Linked DNA regions of Mus musculus: region 1 is linked to region 2. The links are chromatin loops, found by intact Hi-C in ENCODE. Cell type or tissue: heart. All regions are shown on one strand. Links, peaks and the distances in the headings refer to the core of each region. The heading gives the core; the rest is flanking DNA. Region 1 holds the start of Golga3 (golgi autoantigen, golgin subfamily a, 3). Region 2 holds the start of Gtpbp6 (GTP binding protein 6 (putative)).

Region 1 (2,911 bases), core at 102-2,601, 68 kb after region 2:
ATGCTCAAACCTCTCGGGCAGGTTTGAAGCATCTTTCCACAGCTATGTTTTCTTTAGAAATTGACTCAGATTGATGAGATGTCTCTACATTTTTTTTAAAAAATTATTATTGTGTATGTATGTGATATGTGTAAATATATATGGTGAGTGTATTAAAGTGCACACGTTGAGATTAGAGGCCAACTTGTAGAGTTGGTTCACTTCTTCCACCACTATATAAGCTTCAAATTGCCAGTCTTATGCTGCAAGTGACCTTGCTTGCTGAGCCACTCACCAGGTTCAGAGAGGTCCTTTCTCAATAATCCATAAGATTGCAGAATGTCTACCCACCTGTCTCTTTATTCAGCTCTGACATCATCTACTCTCTTGTATGTCTGTTTTTTACTATTTCCCTCCAAGAAGTAAGTTTCCTGAAAGCAGACAGCATCTGGCAAAGTCCTTGGCACACAACAGTCCTCAGTAGATACAGCAGGTTCCCCCATCAACCCCTGGACATATAAAGCTGGGACCCTGTCAGTCCTTTTGTCTACCTCAAGACCCTTCAAATTTGTTCATTGACTGATGAGCAGAAACAAAAGGGAAATATCCAAACAATAGGATATTAGCAATAAGAACGAAGCACTAAAAGATGTACAACATGGATACAATTTGAAAAAGAACTCAAAGCTATACAGTATATGAACCCTATTGGTATGAAATGTACAGGCAAGGACACTCAGAAACAGAAATAATGATAAAATCGTAAACAGGAGCAAACTTTACAGCATGTAAATTATATCTTTGTAAAGCTTTGGTCATTTTTATTTGGGGTTGGAAATGTAGCTTGGAGGTGGGGAGGTTACTAGACATGTTCAAGGCCCAGGATACAATCTCGAGCACTGAAAACAAAATGTATACTTAGCATTTTCCCCATGTAGCAGTGGCAATAGTTTAATATTGTGTTGTGAGAACTTCCTCTCCTTTCCTATCTTCACATACTAGAGACTGAACCCAAGAGTTCTGAACTACACCGCAGACGTCTTTTTACCTTTTAAGACAAGTCCCACTTTATAGTCCAGTCAGTCCTCGAGCTTGTGATACTTGTCAGACTTCCTCGTGGCTGGCAATGCAGTCGCGTGGCGCAGTGTCCGGCCATGTATAACACTGGCAATAATACAAACAAGACTGACAAACACTTAGGAACAAGTTGTCAGAACTGTGGTGGAGGCGGTGTCTGGCGGGGAAGCCACGCCCCGGGGGCGTGGCCACGTGGATCGTCATACCCACCAGTCAGAAGGCCGCGAGGGGCGGGAGCGTGGCGAGTCCAACGTCACTACCACCGGAAGCGTTTTTCTTTTTTTGGGGGGGGGGGGAGGGTTGTCCTGATTTCGTCTCTTAGGCTGGAAGTTGTTCCTCTGAAGGGAAGGCACACAAAATTTTAAGTCCACTTTCTGAAGGATATCTCAATCTGTCCGGAGATCCATACCAACCCCAATTTGAAAGTGGCTACTGGCCGCTGAGGGCAGCCTCTCTTCCGGAACGAAGACCTCGCGGACCGTTTGTTTCCGGGGGGTTGCCCGAGACTGGTACCCTGTTGCGCCCCGCCCCTTGCACAGCCACGTCCTACCGGAGCCGCAGGGTTGGGCCGGAACCGGTGAGGGTTTTGGGGGCTATTACTGAGGAGGGTCGGGACCTTGTGGCAGAGGACCGTGGAGGAACTGTTGGGGCAACCCTGGCCGCGCCCAGAGAGGCGTACAGGGGCAAGGCGGATGCAGAGTCCGGTGAGGGTCGCGCAGACTTTGGGTCAGCCGCGGTCAGCTCAAGTCAGTTTTTGCTTTTACTCCGTGGGGTTGGAAACCTGCCTCGCAGCTGGGTTGTCAGTAAATGCAGAGACTGCTTCTGCACCCACGGAATGCGGTCTGCCCTGAGAGCGTTGCTACTGCTGCTTGGTTGGGTCAGCGTGTTTGAAGTCTGCTCCTTTTGCAGTTGATGACGAACGTGACATGGTGGCAAGTCGTACAGTGCGTGGGGGACTTAGGTTGTTTTGATTCTGGTGCTCAGAGGTGTTTGCTGAACATGGTCAGTGGAGTCAGTGACCAGAGAGAGCTAGGCGAACAGCTTACCACCTTCCCACGGGCGCTTACTGAATGTTTATAGAAAAAGAGGCCCTGTTTGTAAAAGGTCCCAGGATACAGTAGTGTTTTGGTCTCTGTTTTCATCACTTTCTGGTGGAGGTATACTGACAACTCAAAACAGTTGAGAGGATTAGGTTTGTGCAACCTTCGGAAGAGTTTACCTTTGAGTCAAGACAGGCCTCCATGACAAGAATCGTTTGTGCAAAATTATTGAGAGGAATGTCTCAAGAAAAGTGAACAAGAAGTGTAGAGACCCTATGGAGAGTCAGTTGTACTTCTGGATGCATGATATAGCCAGATAATGAAAAAAGACACAGCATGTGAGGGGTACAGACATAAGTAGGAACCCAATTAAAGTGGTCTCCGGTCGAGGCTAAGAAGTTTGTATTTTATTGTCAGTAGGACACTGTAAACCATTTACAAATGCCGCCTGACTTTTATAGTCCGTTAATGACTCAGATACAGTGTACCTTGAATGGAAAGAAAAGGAAAAGCCTGGATAGGGTGGCACATGTCTGTTATACCAGCTCTTGGGAAGTCAAGACAGGAAGACCTCAGCCAGCTTGAGGCCCATGCTACATAGCAATATTCTGTCTAAAAAATCCAAAAGCAGATCGGAAAGACTTCTGAGTGGTTGAATGTTATAGAGTCTGATGACCTGAGTTCCCTGGGAGCCCTGTGGTGGAAGGAAAGCATCCACTCTTCAGTTGTCCTCTGCCCTCCACACAACTGTGCGTATGAACACAGACACAAATCTGGAAAATCTTGTTTCTTCCCTATTTCTTATAAAAGAAAGG
Region 2 (2,911 bases), core at 152-2,651:
AGGGTCCATCCAGTCAAGGGCCGAGCGGGAAGACCTCGGACCACGGCGGTGGACAGGGTTAGCTCTGGGATGAAACCGCGCCCGCGCAGAGTCCGCATCCCCCGCCCACACCATGTCCCCACCCTGCAGCTCACATCACAACCCTAAGAAGCTCGCCAGGCCATGATCCAAAGCTCTACCAGGGAAAGGCAGAACCTCTAGGACTCGCCCCCAGCGCCCAATGTTCCCCCCCCCCAGACTCCGCCTACAAATTTAGGATAGTCCCGCCCCAAGGTCCCACCCGGAGCACGCGCAGCCTCACCCATCGGGCAGGCCCAGGTACCATCACATGCTCAGCCAGATCACGCCCCCAGCACGCAAGCTCGCCAGACTCCGACTCCACCAGGAGAGCAGCCACGAACCCAGCACATCCCAGACTATCCACACTCTCTACCGTACGCCCGATGTCCATCATAGTACCCTGCCCCCAGTGCTCCTCCCTCGGCTTCTCCTTCCTTTCTCGTGACTCCGCCCCTTCCAGAACTAGGCGTCACCGCCGCCCCAATTCCCCGTGGCCTTCCTGTATAGCACTAGTAAGTTTCGGCCTTCAGGTCCTCGCCCCTTCCGGCTTCCCTGCTCAATCCCCACTCTCGCCCTACCCGATACCTGTGCTTCGAGGCTTTTTTCCGGCCGGGCGTTTGACGTCAGGATGCAGGACGCAAACGCGCTGTGTATCCAAGGGCAGGAGGGGTGGGGCGCGGAGCAGCTCATCCTCCTCTTCCTCTTCGTCCTCACGGGGGTCCTCCTCGCCCCCACCACGGACGGGACCGCCCCCCGCCCACGCGCTCCCCCAGACCCGGCTCCCGGCGTGGACAGTGCGGACGGGACTTGGCAGGGTCACCGCGGGGCTCCGAACGAGTTGTACGCGGCGCACACGCGGGAGCCAGAACCCCGGGAGCACGGCGGCGCGCAGAAAAAGCATGGCGCGTGCGCGCGCAGCGAGAGACTGCGGGGGCGGGGGAGGGAGAGCAGGGAGGGACGGGAAGAACAACAGGGCGCATGTGCGTGCCGCGAAGGGTGGCTCTGGGAGGATCGAGAGCAGATCGCTTACCCGCAGCGAAAAACTTGGATAGGGGCGGGGTCAGGGAGAAAGGACAGCAAGGCGCATGCGGCGAGGGGCGGGGCCGAAAGGACAATGCCTCTAAAACAAAACAAATAAAAATAAGCCTAGTGGTGGAAGATCTGAATAGAGTTAGTGTAGGCACAGCAATTTCAAAAGGAACAACACAGGACTCAATAGAACTCAGGGTTTGGCCTATGACAACTTTTATGAAGACAATAAAGTTAGGTATAAAGGACATAGGCTATTGAAATAATCTAGCACTGAATGTTAAAATAGAATTCAAATAAGTTATAAAATGTGTTAGCTTTTATGCTTAGTTATAAGAAATTACAAATATTCATGTTTCTGTTGAAACTTACTTGGGCCACAGGAAACTCTCCTCAACACAGAGGAAGATGGAGTCACAGATGGTAGGCTAGAGGATGTTCAGTACCAAGAACTAGAAGGAACTAAATGGAATATATCTGTGACCTGGGATAGCTGCGCGCTCTCTCTCTCTCTCTCTCTCTCTCTCTCTCTCTCTCCTGTGTATCTTTTTTTCAAGTCATTTATATATTTTCTGGAGTGGAGTTGTGGGGACATATTCATATAAAGTAGGAACAAATCAAGCCTTGGGATGTGTGCTGCTGACAATCCATTTAGCTTACTTGCCTGAAGCAGGGAACTAGGGGATACAAAACAAACAAACAAAACAAAACAAAACCCAAGCTGGAGATGTCTCTCAGACTAGTAAAGAGACTGGCTGCTCCACTGAACATAGTCATGATTAAAATAGTTCAAGATGTCACAGCACTGGTTGCTTCTCCAGAGGACTGGGGTTCAGTTCCTAGCACTCACATATTTGGCTCTTCATGAGTATCTTCCTGGATGCAGACAGTAGTGCTGAAATGTCTAATTTGGGTATAGAAGCCAAGAACATCAAGAGATATTTAAAAGTTAATGAATTCTTCCTTTAAATTATCTGCTTTGGGTGACAGAAAGATGGCTCAGGGGTGCGTTTCCAGAGGACACAAGTTTAATTCCCACCACCCACATAAGAGCTCACAACAGTCTTAGGAGGATCAACACCCTCCTGGCCTCTGTAAGCATGCACACAGTGCACAAGCATATAAGGCACAACACTAATATACATGAAATAAACAAATACATTTTAAAATAAAAAAGAGTTTTAAGAAATAAAATAGGACTGGAGAGATGACTCAGTGGTTAAGAGCACTGTCTGCTCTTCCAGAGGTCCTGAGTTCAAATCCCAGCAACCACATGGTGGCTCACAACCATTTGTAATGTGATCTGATGCCCTCTTCTGGTGTGTCTAAAGACAGCGACAAGTGTACTCACATACATAAAATAAATGCATCTTTAAAAGAAGAAGAAGAGGAAGAAGAAGAAGAAGAAGAAGAAGAAGGAGGAGGAGAAGGAGAAGGAGAAGGAGAAGGAGAAGGAGAAGGAGAAGAAGAAGAAGAAGAAGAAGAAGAAGAAGAAGAAGAAGAAGAAGAAGAAGAAGTAGTAGTAGTAGTAGTAGTAGTAGTAGTAAAATGCTTCAGGCCAGTGAGACAATACAACGGTAAGGGCCGAAGAAGAAGAAGTAGTAGTAGTAGTAAAATACTTCAGGCCAGTGAGACAATACAACGGTAAGGGCCCTTGCTGATGACATCGTCTTAAGGGAACATGAAGGCTGGGGGTGGGGGGTGGAGGGGTGGGTCCGGAAGTGAAGCCCATCCTTCAGTCCCAGGCACATTTGCCCCAGTGGATCTCTGGGAAATGTAGTTCTACATCGACACTTCCTCTACTGGGCCACACCGACTCTGC

What was found. Hi-C counts contacts between places; a loop is a spot of excess contacts. Peaks named below come from ENCODE experiments on the same cell type or tissue, not always from the same donor. Only the 100,000 strongest peaks of a DNase experiment are listed, where the experiment ranks them.
Region 1: it touches region 2 in a loop (4-fold over the local background); 4 of 42 quality-filtered maps call a loop at or near these places.

What each region holds. Positions count from the first base shown.
Region 1 is chr5:110,175,290-110,178,200 of GRCm38, forward strand. Golga3 (golgi autoantigen, golgin subfamily a, 3) reads left to right here and starts at 1,568. Exons shown (of 24, transcript NM_001347389.2): 1 at 1,568-1,633. It overlaps Gm15787 (predicted gene 15787), which reads right to left and starts at 1,215. Exons shown (of 3, transcript NR_040431.1): 1 at 1,028-1,215. In heart, for the core only: no CTCF peak of the experiment used is centred there; DNase peaks (open chromatin) are centred at 1,282 and 1,612; H3K4me3 peaks cover 1,830 bases; H3K27ac peaks cover 1,267 bases.
Region 2 is chr5:110,107,211-110,110,121 of GRCm38, forward strand. Gtpbp6 (GTP binding protein 6 (putative)) reads right to left here and starts at 987. Exons shown (of 10, transcript NM_145147.5): 1 at 646-987. The coding sequence starts at 961. It overlaps Zfp605 (zinc finger protein 605), which reads left to right and starts at 2,882. Exons shown (of 5, transcript NM_001163996.1): 1 at 2,882-2,911. In heart, for the core only: a CTCF peak has its summit at 1,223; DNase peaks (open chromatin) are centred at 681 and 1,051; H3K4me3 peaks cover 1,566 bases; H3K27ac peaks cover 1,250 bases.